Regions from separate parts of the Homo sapiens genome. Here all the other regions are linked to region 1. Evidence: chromatin contacts called from ENCODE Hi-C or POLR2A ChIA-PET data. All regions are on one chromosome and are shown on one strand. The core of a region is the stretch at or near the end of the contact, and the rest is flanking DNA. Distances in the headings are between cores, read along the strand shown.

The links. Hi-C counts contacts between places; a loop is a spot of excess contacts on that map. ChIA-PET counts read pairs that join two places held with the same protein, here RNA polymerase II (POLR2A). Pooled maps may share reads with other maps.
Region 2: a loop to region 1 is called in a map of CD4-positive, alpha-beta memory T cell, with 11 times the contacts of the local background. The contact joins the promoter of LINC01011 here to the promoter of FAM50B in region 1. A Hi-C loop is called at or near these places in 1 of 168 maps with a recorded cell type or tissue (CD4-positive, alpha-beta memory T cell) and 5 of 50 pooled maps. POLR2A ChIA-PET finds 5 or more read pairs at or near these places in 3 of 52 experiments (CD4-positive, alpha-beta memory T cell, WTC11 and activated CD4-positive, alpha-beta T cell).
Region 3: a loop to region 1 is called in a pooled map, with 8 times the contacts of the local background. The contact joins the promoter of PSMG4 here to the promoter of FAM50B in region 1. A Hi-C loop is called at or near these places in 1 of 168 maps with a recorded cell type or tissue (naive thymus-derived CD4-positive, alpha-beta T cell), 1 of 37 single-sample maps with no recorded cell type and 8 of 50 pooled maps. POLR2A ChIA-PET finds 5 or more read pairs at or near these places in 1 of 52 experiments (CD4-positive, alpha-beta memory T cell).

What each region holds. Positions count from the first base shown.
Region 1 is chr6:3,847,366-3,851,226 of GRCh38, reverse strand. It overlaps FAM50B (family with sequence similarity 50 member B), which reads right to left and starts at 1,854. Exons shown (of 2, transcript NM_012135.3): 1 at 1,741-1,854; 2 at 1-1,438. The coding sequence starts at 1,415. The coding sequence ends at 438. It overlaps LOC107986557 (a long non-coding RNA gene), which reads left to right and starts at 1,861. Exons shown (of 3, transcript XR_001743931.2): 1 at 1,861-1,911; 2 at 2,578-2,838. RefSeq lists an enhancer at 1,671-1,790 and a silencer at 2,061-2,180.
Region 2 is chr6:2,985,993-2,989,853 of GRCh38, reverse strand. It overlaps LINC01011 (long intergenic non-protein coding RNA 1011), which reads right to left and starts at 1,887. Exons shown (of 3, transcript NR_026856.1): 1 at 1,823-1,887; 2 at 121-326. NQO2-AS1 (NQO2 antisense RNA 1) reads left to right here. Exons shown (of 2, transcript NR_186367.1): 2 at 1-518. RefSeq lists enhancers at 1-325, 326-1,135, 1,136-1,945 and a silencer at 523-942.
Region 3 is chr6:3,257,094-3,260,954 of GRCh38, reverse strand. PSMG4 (proteasome assembly chaperone 4) reads right to left here and starts at 2,008. Exons shown (of 3, transcript NM_001128591.2): 1 at 1,759-2,008. The coding sequence starts at 1,932. RefSeq lists an enhancer at 1,299-1,428 and silencers at 1,549-1,648, 1,699-1,818, 1,939-2,188.

The sequences.
Region 1 (3,861 bases), core at 605-3,104:
TGTTATTTCCTTTTACAGGTGACCAAACTGAGGCATGGGGGTTTAATAAGCTTACCCAAAACTACACAGCAAGGAGGAGGCTGTGTCGGGAATCAAACTCAGTCACTGTGGCCCCCAAGTCCATGCTCATAACCACCAGGTAAAAAATGTGCCTCCTATTCTAATTTCTGTCTGACAGTGGGCCCAGTCATGGTTTCAATACAGCTCAGCAGAGCAATGCAGCAAATCCAGGTGGCAACACTAAAATACTCAGAAAAGACCAACCAAGCAACCAAAGCATAACATCAGCAATAGCACAACCAATGTGAATCATGAGAACCCTCTGTCTTTATTAAATTTGGGGGAAGAAATCAAGGTCACGAAATCAAGTGACTGGTGATGGGGCCTAGAAATGAGTGTCTCCCCCCACCCCCGGTTTCCGCTCTGGCAGGCGGGTGTTAGCGGATGGTGTACTTGTCCCACTTCTTCTCGGGGTCATAGGCCTCCCAGCGGCTGGCGGGGAAGATGTGCTTGTTCTTCTCGTACCAGCTGCGCAGCACCACCTTGCCCGCGTGCGACTCGTCCTTCTCCATGGTGGCGTCGCTGAGCAGGCGCACGTCATCGTGCACATCGAAGCTGAAGAGCGGCCCGCTCTTGCCCCTCGCCCTGGCGATGATGAAGTCGTAGAAGGTGTGGTAGTGCGGCAGGATGAGGTCCTCCTTGATGAACATGAGCTGCTCCACGCCGGCGGAGCGCAGCTCCAGGAAGTCCTTGCGCAGCCCCTGCAGCGCCTTCTTCAGGAACTGCTGCACCGTGTTGCCCTTGCGCACCCGCACCGTGCGCCGGTGGCCCGAGCCGTCCCAGTAGCTGAAGGTGACCTCCATCTCCTCGTCCTTCACTTTCTCGCGCTGCGCCTCCCACTCTTGGCGCAGCTCCTCTCGGAGCCGGTTCTCCTCCTCCTCGCGGTCGCGGTCTGGCAGGAAGCTGGTGTCCACGTCGGGGTTCTTGCCCAGGTTTCCGGCGCGCCTGGCCTCGGCCGCGTCGGCCTGGTCATCGAGGTCGTCTAGTGCAAAGGACAGGCAGGAGATCTTACGCTTGCGCTCGCGCCGCTGCTCCTGCTCCCGCTGCCGCTCCTGCTGCAGCCGCTGCTCCTCCAGGTGCTGGCGCTTGGCCAGCTGCCGCTCGCGCTCCCTGACCAGGGCCTCCTGCCGGGCCTTCATGTCGTTCAGGGTCACCAGGCCCACCGTGCTGGACTTCAGCTCGGCCTCCACGGCGTCGTAATGCGCCGAGAACCTCTTGTCCACCTGCGACTTGAGGATGGTCTCCTCGGCGATGCGCTGCTTCAGCACCTCCATCTGCTCCCGCTGCCTTTCGCGCTTCTTGAGGAGGTGCATGGCACGGCCTGCCTCGCGCATGGTGCCCTTGTACTGCGCCATGGCCCGCGCCTACCCGATGGGCTCTGCAGCAAAGAGGAAAAACGCGGCAGGTAGAGGGGGGCCCACGCAACGGCGGGGAATGCTCAGCTCTGCGCCTCCTCACAGGGCTTTCGGCAGTGATGGAAGCGTTCAGGGGCTGGGCCGACCTGCTAGGGTAACCACCAACCTGACAGTGTCACCAGGCACCAATTTCCAGCATTTTATTTGACCTCAATAAATGCAAATGCGAACGGCCCCACGTAACGGGTGGCTGCCATGCCTGAGCGCAGCGCTGAATTTGGGGAGCTGCATACAGAGAGGGTTGGGCTACTGAGCGGACCCTTACCTGCCCAAGCACCCTGTCGAGCGGAGACACGCGGGAGCTGACCTCCACGAGAACCACCCACGAGCAGAGGCCCACTCGCCCCGGGCTCTCGCGACAGCCGTGGACACAGGAAGTGGAGGCGGTGCGCCCCCTGGCGGGGAGGCGGGCCCTGAGGAGAGTGCCAGGCTCCTGGTAGGGCGGCTGCGGAAACAGGAAGTGGAGGTGGATCGCCCCCTGGCGGGGAGGCGGGCCCTGGGAAGAGCTCCGGGCTCCTGGTAGGGGCGGTGCTCCTGTGGGGCGGGCCAGCGCGGGGAGGATCCTGGAGGAGGCGCTTCTGGCCCTGCCCAGCCGTGGCTGGCCGGGGCTCCTGTTTTCACGCTGTGGGCAGGGCGGGCCCCCACCTGCTGTGCGTGCGTGCTGAGCCTTCTCGTGCCCAACTGTAAACACGCAGAAGCAATGTGGGCGCAGCGCAAGCTGCTGTGGCCACCCAGAGAGCCTTGCAACACGGCCCTGCTCTCCAACCCTCCTCCTCCCGCCTCTGATGCTACCCCGCTGTGGCGTCTCGTGAACATTACCTGCGCACCACTGCCTGTAATTCTTTCTTATGGCCCCAACACAACCATTCTTTGATAATAGAACCCTACTCGCCCCCCAGTTTCGTGACAAAACCTGCACTCAGCTTGTTTGACCTCTTCTATACAGCAGTTTCCCCCGGGTTCTAAGCTCTAATAACCATGGGACACTGAGTTAAAGTGTAGCAGTGTCTTTACTGTGAGCCTCTAACATGCCAGTTTCCACTGTAACTCTCCAAGAGCAGGGCAGACCAGTTCATGTTTCGTGACCGTTTCTCCCCTGCAGGAGATCTGGTAACACTCGCCGAAACCAGTGCTTCCTGGGACCTAGTTTGGAAAAGCTGGTTGTGAAATACATACTGCGGTTCAGCCTCCTCCCGCCTAAGAGCAACAATGCCTGTGAGCATAACCTTACCAAGAAGCGTGAATCATATGATAATTACATATGGCACCCACATATCCAGAGGAGAACAGCACGGTGTGAGCCCTCATCAAATTGTCCAAGCCAGAAACCTAGGCCTTTTCCTGGAATGACGTTCCTCCACAGGTAATCAATTACAGAAGAGCCTTTCACACTTTCCTTTTTCTCCCATTCCCCACCACTTGCCTTAATCTAGGAAATTAGCATTTTTTTTAATCTAAAGCCTTCTCATTGTTGCCCCATCACCAGAATACAAGAATATCTTATTTTATTGAGCTCTGGGATACTGTGTGTTTTGTTTTTGTTTTTACAAATTGAAGATTTGTGGCAACACAGCGTCAAGCGCCTACTGGCTCCATTTTTCCAGCAGCATGTGCTCACTTCGTGTTCCTGTGTCACATTTTGGTAATTCTTGCAATATTTCAGACTTTTTCATTGTGATATCTGCTATGGTGATCTGTGATCATCGTTCTGTGAGGTTATTGTAATTGTTTGGGGGCACTCCGAAGTGTGCAGTAGAAGACAAAGACGTTTATTGATTTAACTGATAAATGTTATGTATGTTCTGACTGCTCCACTGACTGGCTGTTCCTTCATCTCTCTTCCTGTCCCTAGGCTTCCCTAGTGCCTGAGACACAGCAATATTGAAATTAGGCCAATTAATAACCCTACAATGGCCTCTAAGTGTTCAAGTGAAAAGAAGTGTCACACGTCTCTCACTTTAAATCAAAGGCTAGAAATGATTCAGCTCAGTGAGGAAAGTATGTCAAAAGCCAGGATAGGCCAAAAGCTAGGCCTCTTTTGCCAAACAGTTAGCTAAGTTGTGAATGCAAAGGAAAAAAATCTTGAATGAAACTGAAAGCGCTTTCCTGGTAAACATATGAATGATAAGAAAGCAAAACAGCCTTATTGCTTATATGGAGAAAGTTCTAGTGGTCTGGATAGAAGATCAAACCAGCCACGACATTCCCTTAAACCAAAGCCTAATCCAGGGCAAGGCCCTAAGTCTCTTCAATTCTGTGAAGCTGAGAGAGGTGAGGAAGCTTCAGAAGAAAAGTCTGAAGGTAGCAGAGGTTGGTTCATGAGGCTGAGGAAGGAAGTCACCTCTATAACATAAAGTGCAAGGTGAAGCAGCAAGTGTGATGGAGA
Region 2 (3,861 bases), core at 638-3,137, 860 kb after region 1:
AAGGGACAGAAAAAAAGGGGTTTCTTGATTCCGGGAAAAATCTCCGTTCTTTCCCAAGGAAAGCACGAATATTCCCCCCCGTGCTCTTAATGCCCAGCCCCTTCATTAAAGACACCCTACCTCTGAAACTTCCCAGCTCTCACAAGCTAAGTTGATTTCAGATCTTCCAATTCCATAGCCATTGAATACAGCCTGCACTGCTTGACACACTCCCTTTCGGTTTCGTGCATTGGCCTCACCACGCAACAGGAAACAACCCTTTTTGGGATAACCGGGACTCCCGGTAACATTTCCATATATACATATCTTAATGTATGCAAGGGCGTCTGGGGGAGAAAGAAGCAGCACATTTCATTCTTTGCTTTCTATAATACTGGATTGCTTGAGTTTGTGACACATGTTAACATTTGCAACATTTTTAAACTAAATTGTATGTATTATAGAACAGTCCTCTGCGCTGAGCTTGGACTTAAAGTGGAAAGGCTTACATTTGCAGAATTAAAAAAAGCATCGAAACATTCTGTGGCAGGAAGTCCTGCGAGCCTCCTCGCCCCAGCCCGGTTTCCCGCGGGCCCCAGCCTCATCCCCCAAGGCCCCACCCTGAGAGCCCCCAGGTCCCAGCCGCGTCCTCCTGGACCCCTCCCAGGCGTGGCGAGCCGGGTCGCGGGAGCGCTCCGCCACCAGGGGACAGTGCGGCGCCGACCGTGGGCTGCTGGCTCGGCCGAGGGCACCCAGGCGCCCTCCGCTGCAGCGGGCTGGTTGCAGAGGGGCGGGCTCTCGCCAGGCAGCAGGCGCTCCGGGCGCAGCTGGGAGGAAGGAACGCCCCCGGGAGTGGGCGGCGGCCGAGGGACCCTGCAACCGTCCTCCCTGGAGGAGGCCCCCGCAGCTCCCGCAGCCCCCCTCATCCCGGACGGGCCGGGGATTGGGACTGGCCTGGGGTCTCCTACTCTCCTACTCCGCGCAGGAAGTAGCCCCTTGGCAGGACCGGCGGTGCCTGCTGCTTTCAGGAGCCCCGAGCCGCTTTTGTCTGGGTGCAGCTCAGCTCACATCCCCGATGCAAGTCTTTCCCGGCTCGTCTCCCCTTCTTCCCGGAGTCCATGCCTTGCTGTCGGTGACTCATCCCACACTGTGCCCTGCGACTCACCCTGTCGCTTTCTCTGTTCATCCGGGAGCGCGGCGCCATCTCCCTCCAGCCCCGCCTCCCCTACAGTGCTCCGTGCTGAGGTCGCACGTTCTCTCCTCCCTCCAGCTCCCTGGCTCTTGGCCCTTCCCAGGCCACCAGGCGACAGCAGCCTCCGCCTTCATTTCCCTTGGTCATTTCAGGCGCATGCTTGGAGGATTTCAGGATCTGACTCAGCTTCCCCGCCATGCATCCCTCCACCAGCATCCAGTCACACCTCTGCAGCCTTCAGTGTCCTGGAAAGGACTGACCAATCTGACCCATTAGAACCTACCCAGACCAATTTGAAGGCCACTGCCCCTCAACCGTGGCCACCCACTCCTGCCCCACCTGGAGCCCCAAACTGCTCAGTTCCTTCTCTAAAACTCTGCCCTCTTTTGTTTGTTGTGAATAACTGTCTTCCCTGGTTCTTTCCACACCTCTCTGGCCTCTCCTTGTCTTTTTCTGGTTCTTTTTTTCTCTATTCTCCCTTATGCACTGGCCTTGCTGGAGGTCCCTGCTCTCCCTGCAAAACCTCACCACACCCTTGACTTCAGCTATATCCATTTCACCTCACGTTGACATCTGGTGCCTAGACCTCTCTCCCGAGCCTTCCACACCATGCCAAAAATGAAATTCATTTTCTCCTCTAAATTTGCTCACCTTCTTGTTTTCCCAATCTTATTTATTGTCACAGCCATTCCCCTGCTGGTCCAAGTCAGTAGTCTGAGAGTCATGCTAGACTCCTCCTTCCTTATCTACCCATCCACCAATCCCCAAGCCCTGTCTATCCTCCTTTTTTTTTTTTTTTTTTTCCAGTCAGAGTCTTGCTGTGTTGCCCAGGCTAGAGTGCAATGGCACGATCTCGGCTCACTGCAATCTTTGCCTCCCGGGTTCAAGTGATTCTCCTGCCTCAGCCTCCTGAGTAGCTGGGATTACAGGCGCATGTCACCACGCCCAGCTAATTTTTGTATTTTTAGCAGAGATGAGGTTTTGCCATGTTGGCCAGGCTGGTCTTGAACTGCTGACCTCGTGATCCGCCTGCCTCTGCCTCCCAAAGTGCTGGGATTACTGGCATGAGCCACTGTGCCTGGTCATCTATCCTCCTTTTTAAATAGCTCTGCCATGTGTGCCTGTCTCCCCTGACAGCTCACCCTCATCCTATTTGTCCACATTGCTGCAGAGTAGTCTCTTCCATACACCAGGAGTTCCCAACCCCCGGGCCACAGACCTGACTGGTCTGTAGCCTGTTAGGAACCAGGACACACAGCAAGAGGTGAGCCACCAGTGGGTGAGCTAGTGAAGCTTTATCTGTATGTGCAGCTGCTCCCCATTGCTTGCATTACCACCAGAGCTCTGCCTCCTATCAGATCAGGCAGCATTAGATTCTTATAGGAGCACAAACCCTACTGTGAACTGCACACATAAGGGATCTAGGATGTGCGCTCCTTATGAGAATCTAATGCCTGATAATCTGCCGTTGTCTTCATCACCCCCACATGGGGCCAGATAGTTGCAGGAAAACAAGCTCAGGGCTCCCACTGAAAATAAAGTGCACAAGAAGTGTCATGTGCTTGAATCATCCCGAAACCATCCTCTGCTGTCCAAGGAAAAATAGTTTTCCACAAAACCCCTCCCTGGTGCCAAAAAGGTTGGGATGGTTGCCATACATAACTCTGATGATGAGACCACGAAGCTCAGAATCCTCCAGAGGCTCTCCACTGCCTGTAAGATGAAATAAAATTTATGGGTGTGACTTATCCATAAGGGCCCAGTCTAAACTGCCTCATATTTAATTATATAGTAAGCTATTTGTTTCCTCAAACGTATATATTTTGGCCCATTTCCCAGTCTCCTAGGTTGGAATATGCTCTGTGTGTCACCTGGCCAGCTCATGCTCTTTCTCATTCTCAGCTCAAGTGTTAGGGACTCTATGACACCTTTCTTGATTCTCCCAGTCAGACATATTGTTGCTACTTTTTCTTAACACTTATCCTTTTATCCTTGGCACCACTAAAGCACATATCACATCAGATTTCACTTGTTTGCACATCTGTCTGGCATCTTGAGCCCAGGGACCGTGTCGCCTGTCTTCATGTCCCCAGGCCCTAGTGTAGCTCCCAGCCTATAGTGAGTGCAGAATAAAAGTTTGTAGAATGAGGCCAGGCGCGGTGGCTCATGCCGGTAATCCCAGCACTTTGTGAGGCCAAGGTGGGCAGATCACGAGGTCAGGAGTTTGAGACCAGCCTGACCAACATGGTGAAACCTCGTCTCTACTAAAAATACAAAAAATAGCCGGGTGTGGTGGCACGCGCCTGTAATCCCAGCTACTCAGGAGGCTGAGGCAGGAGAATCGCTCAAACCTAGGAGGTGGAAGTTGCAGTAAGCTGAGATCGCGCCACTGCACTCCAGCCTGTGCAACAGAGTGAGACTCTGTCTCAAAAAAAAAAAAAAAAGTTTGTAGAATGAATGAAACAATTAGTTACACCACAGTTAGTGAGTCATCGATACTTCATCAAGGCTGGGTATTTCGTATAATAAAGTTATTAAAGCTGATAAGCAAAGATCAAGTTACCCAAAGAACAGCACTGCCGGTGATCTAAAGGTCTTTGCCCTCAGGTTGCTTAGGTAACGGAAAGGATAAGAACTCCCCACTGTTCTGGGGCGGATCTTACATTGCTTTTGGAAGAGGCAATAGACTT
Region 3 (3,861 bases), core at 759-3,258, 590 kb after region 1:
GGGAGCTAATGCGGCTGGGAGGCCAGCACTGCCCAGCTCGAGGACAGGCAGGAGCTCTAAGAGGTAACAGAGCCCGAAGGTCACTGGAGTCTTCGAGTGCTCCGAGTTCACCTCGTGAAAGGTTTTGAGCAGAGAAATGAAAATATCCAACTTCAGTCTTAAAACTATCATTCTGTTGCCCTGGTTACAAGGCAGTGTTGTGGCCTGAATTGTGTCTCCCCAAAAAATATGTTGAAGTCCTAACCTCTGGGTACCTATGAATGTGACCTTGTTTGTAAACAGGGTCTCTGCAGATGTAAATAAGATGTAATTTAGACCAGGCGCGGCGGCTAACGCCTATAATCCCGGCACTTTAGGATAAAGATTAGCATAAAGATTCTTTACTTCCAAAGGGACTTGCTTGCCTTTGGGAGGCCGAGGCAGGCGGATCACGAGGTCAGAATTTCGAGATCAGCCTGGCCAACATAATGAAACCTCAGCTCTACTGAAACTACAAAAATTAGCCCGGCGTGATGGCTCACACCTGTAATCCCAGCTACTCAGGAGGGTGAGGCAGAACTGCTTGAACCTGGGAGGCGGAGGTTGCAGTAAGCCAAGATCACGCCATTGCACTCCAGCCTGGGCGACAGAGCAAGACTTTGCTTCAAAAAAAAAAAAAAAAAATATATATATATATACAATTTAAGACAAGGTTATACTGGAGTAGGATGGGCCCTTAATCCAACATTACTGATGTCCTTATGAGAAGAGTCGGGCTCACTGAGGAAGGAGGATCATCACTTGAGGCCAGGAGTTCAAGAACAGCCTGGGCAAAATAGTGAGACCCCCATCTCTACAAAAAAACACAATTAGCCAGGTATGGTGGCACATGTCTGTAGTCCTAGCTACTCGGGAGGCTGAGGAAGGAGGATCACTTAAGCCCAGGAGTTTGAGGTGACAGTGAGCTATAATAATGACACTGTACCCCAGCCTGGGTGACAGTGAGAGACCTTGTCTACAGATCTTTGAGAATAAACCTCTGTTGTTTTAAGCCACGCGGTCTGTGGCACTTTCTTACAGCTGCCTCAGGAAACCAGGAGAAACCAGGCGGCGACACGCAAAGCCGGAAAGGCGGGAGAGGAGGGGAAATGATAATGTCCCAGGCTTGGCCCAGCGCGGCAGGGTGAAGGTGAGGGCGGCTTGGGTTTTGTCTGCTTTGACTGGCGGCAGTGCCTAGGGACTCAGCACGTGGAGTGTGAAGAAAGAGGAATCAAAGACAACTGCGAGGCTCTGAACGCACAGCCAGGAAGATGGAGCTGCCATCACAGCGCCAGTCAGGCGGAGGAGGGAGCAGGTTTGGAGAAGAGAGCCTGATGTGTGCCTAGTGCGAAATGCCTGAGACATCCAGTGGAGACGCAAGAGTCCCCAAAAAATTATCAGTGTGCTCAAAATCCAGATGGCAGGAGAGCTACGAGGCAGACGCGTCCCCCAGCGAGCGTGTGGCGAGGACAGACCCAAGACATTCTGACCTACAGAGACCAGTGCGGGACGCAGCTGCGGGGCGGCGGGACAAGGAGAGGGGCCCGGGGCCCGCGCGCAGCTCCCGAGGTGGTGCAGGCCCTGGCGCCCGCGGGCTTCCTAAGACATCCCACGGGTGGGCTTCGGGGGAGTAGGGCGCCCTGTGGACCCAAGAGAAGCCTGGGGGGCTGCAGCTCGCGCAGGCCCGGCGCCCCCGCGCCCCCGCCCCGCCGCCCGCACCCTCGGCCGCCAGGCACTCACGTAGCGGCTGCACATGGCCACGGCGAGGTTGCGCAGGTGCGGCGTGGCCCCCACCCACAGGAACAGCGAGTCCGTCAGCCGCATGACGTGGAAGTGGACCAGCTGCTCCCACAGCCTCGCGCTGAAGTTGTGCAGGGAGACGTCCCCGCCGGCGGCGACAACCAGCCCCTCCATGCCGCCCCACGGCTCCCGGCCCACAGCGCCAGACCCGGGTCCTCGCCGCTGCCAGCCCCGCCAGACCCGATGGAGCGAGCACCGAGAGACCGAGCGCGCTTTCGCTTTCGGCCCCGGAAGGGCGGGGGTGAGGGGCGTGGTCGGGGAGGGGCGATCCCGGGCTTGGGTTGGGGGCGTGGTCGAGGCGGGGCGGCTGCCGGCCCTGGGCGGAGTAGCTGTCCCTGGTTGTCTTGCTGGCCTCTCCCGCACACCAGTACCTCTCTGGACGGGCTGGGGAAACCCACTTGAGTAGCAGAGTGCGACAGTGACCTCTAGGAGTCCACGGGCGCCCAGCAGAACTCACCCTCGCTTTGTTTCCCCCCACCCCCTAATTATTACTGACGCGGGGCATTCAAGGGCTGAAGCCAGCCGCACCGTCCTCCCAGGCCGTGACACTTCGCCCTACAGACATTAATTTAATTAAAAATTTAAAAAGACTGATTTTTAATTAGTTCTTCAAGCACTCTGAGAACGGCCACCTCCCGTCCCACCTCCTCCTCCTAGCAGCCCTTTAACTCCAAGGAGGCTTCGACGGCACCCAGCCCTAATTAAGAATGGCAACGGTATTGGGAGAAAGCCTTTAGAAAGGAAAATTGTGTCAACTAAGTTGGCAGGAGGATGGGCAGGCACCCTTTTGGACGCCGAGTCCCAAGCTGCAGTCATGTACATGGCCTCGGGCTACCCCCTTAACCTCTCTGAGACTCAGTTTCCTCATCTGCAAAATGCAAATAAGAACAGGTGCCTTTCGGAGACGTGGAAAGGATCTCAAGAGAGATTAATGGGAAGCACCAACAATCATCCAATCATCCCATTGTCATACCTATGGGGAGACCCCTTGAACACTTCAGGACATTACAGAGTTGAGAAAAGGAAGCCTTGATGGGTTAAGAGAGAAGGTGGTAAAAGAAAACAGCCCATTTTGTCAGATTCTGTTACAACTGACTTTAGAGATTTAACTTGGAACTATAAAAGGTCTGCTTTAAAAATCTCTAATAGATCTAAGTTGACTAAATTGAAATTTAAGAGGGCATTTTCCATAGTTCTATTTGCTAATTATCGATGATTCAATAATACAGTTAATTTTCAGGTCAATATTTTAACAGCTTTATTAAAATGTGATTAACATACAATAACTGCACATATATAGTGTACAAATTGAAGTCTTGACACGTTATAGCCAGTGAAATCATCATCACAATCCACAAAGTGAACGCGTCCAGTACTCCCTCCTGCCCTCAGTAATGACTCCTGCCCCCAACCACTGATCTGCTTCCTGCCACACAGATTAGTCTGCATTTTCCAGAGTTTTGTATCAGTGGAATCACACAGTATGTACTGTTTTTTGTCCAGCTTCTTTCCTTCATCATAATTATCTTGGGTTCATCTGCTTGTGTGTCAATGGCTTGTGTCTTTGTATTACTAAGCAGTGTTCCATTGTATGGCTACACCATAATTGTTTTATCCCTTTACTTTGTGATTTGAGGCCCTTCAATCAGCTAGGAGGACCCAAAGATTAAGGAAACAAAGTTACCGACCGGTGGAGAGTTCAAGGCCTGGCTGGCATGGCAAATTTCTCAATCTGGATTGTAATGATGGTTTCACTGGTTATACATGTCTCAAAACCTCAATGCTCCTCTCTCTCTCCAGCTTTGCTGTCACTGCTCGGGAAACACACAGGCAGAGGGTCACAGCCAGTCATGCCCAACATCAGCGGCCCTGGAACACTGCCCTGCAGTCCCTAGACAGCGTCCTCTCTCACTCCCCTTGACTATGCTCCCCAAACCCTGAGCTGACCCAAACCCAAGTTCAGCAGATGCCCTTGCTTCTGATGTTATGCAGAAAATAGAGGTGACAAAGCCAGATTTTCCCAGCTCCTTGTCCCTCTCCTAA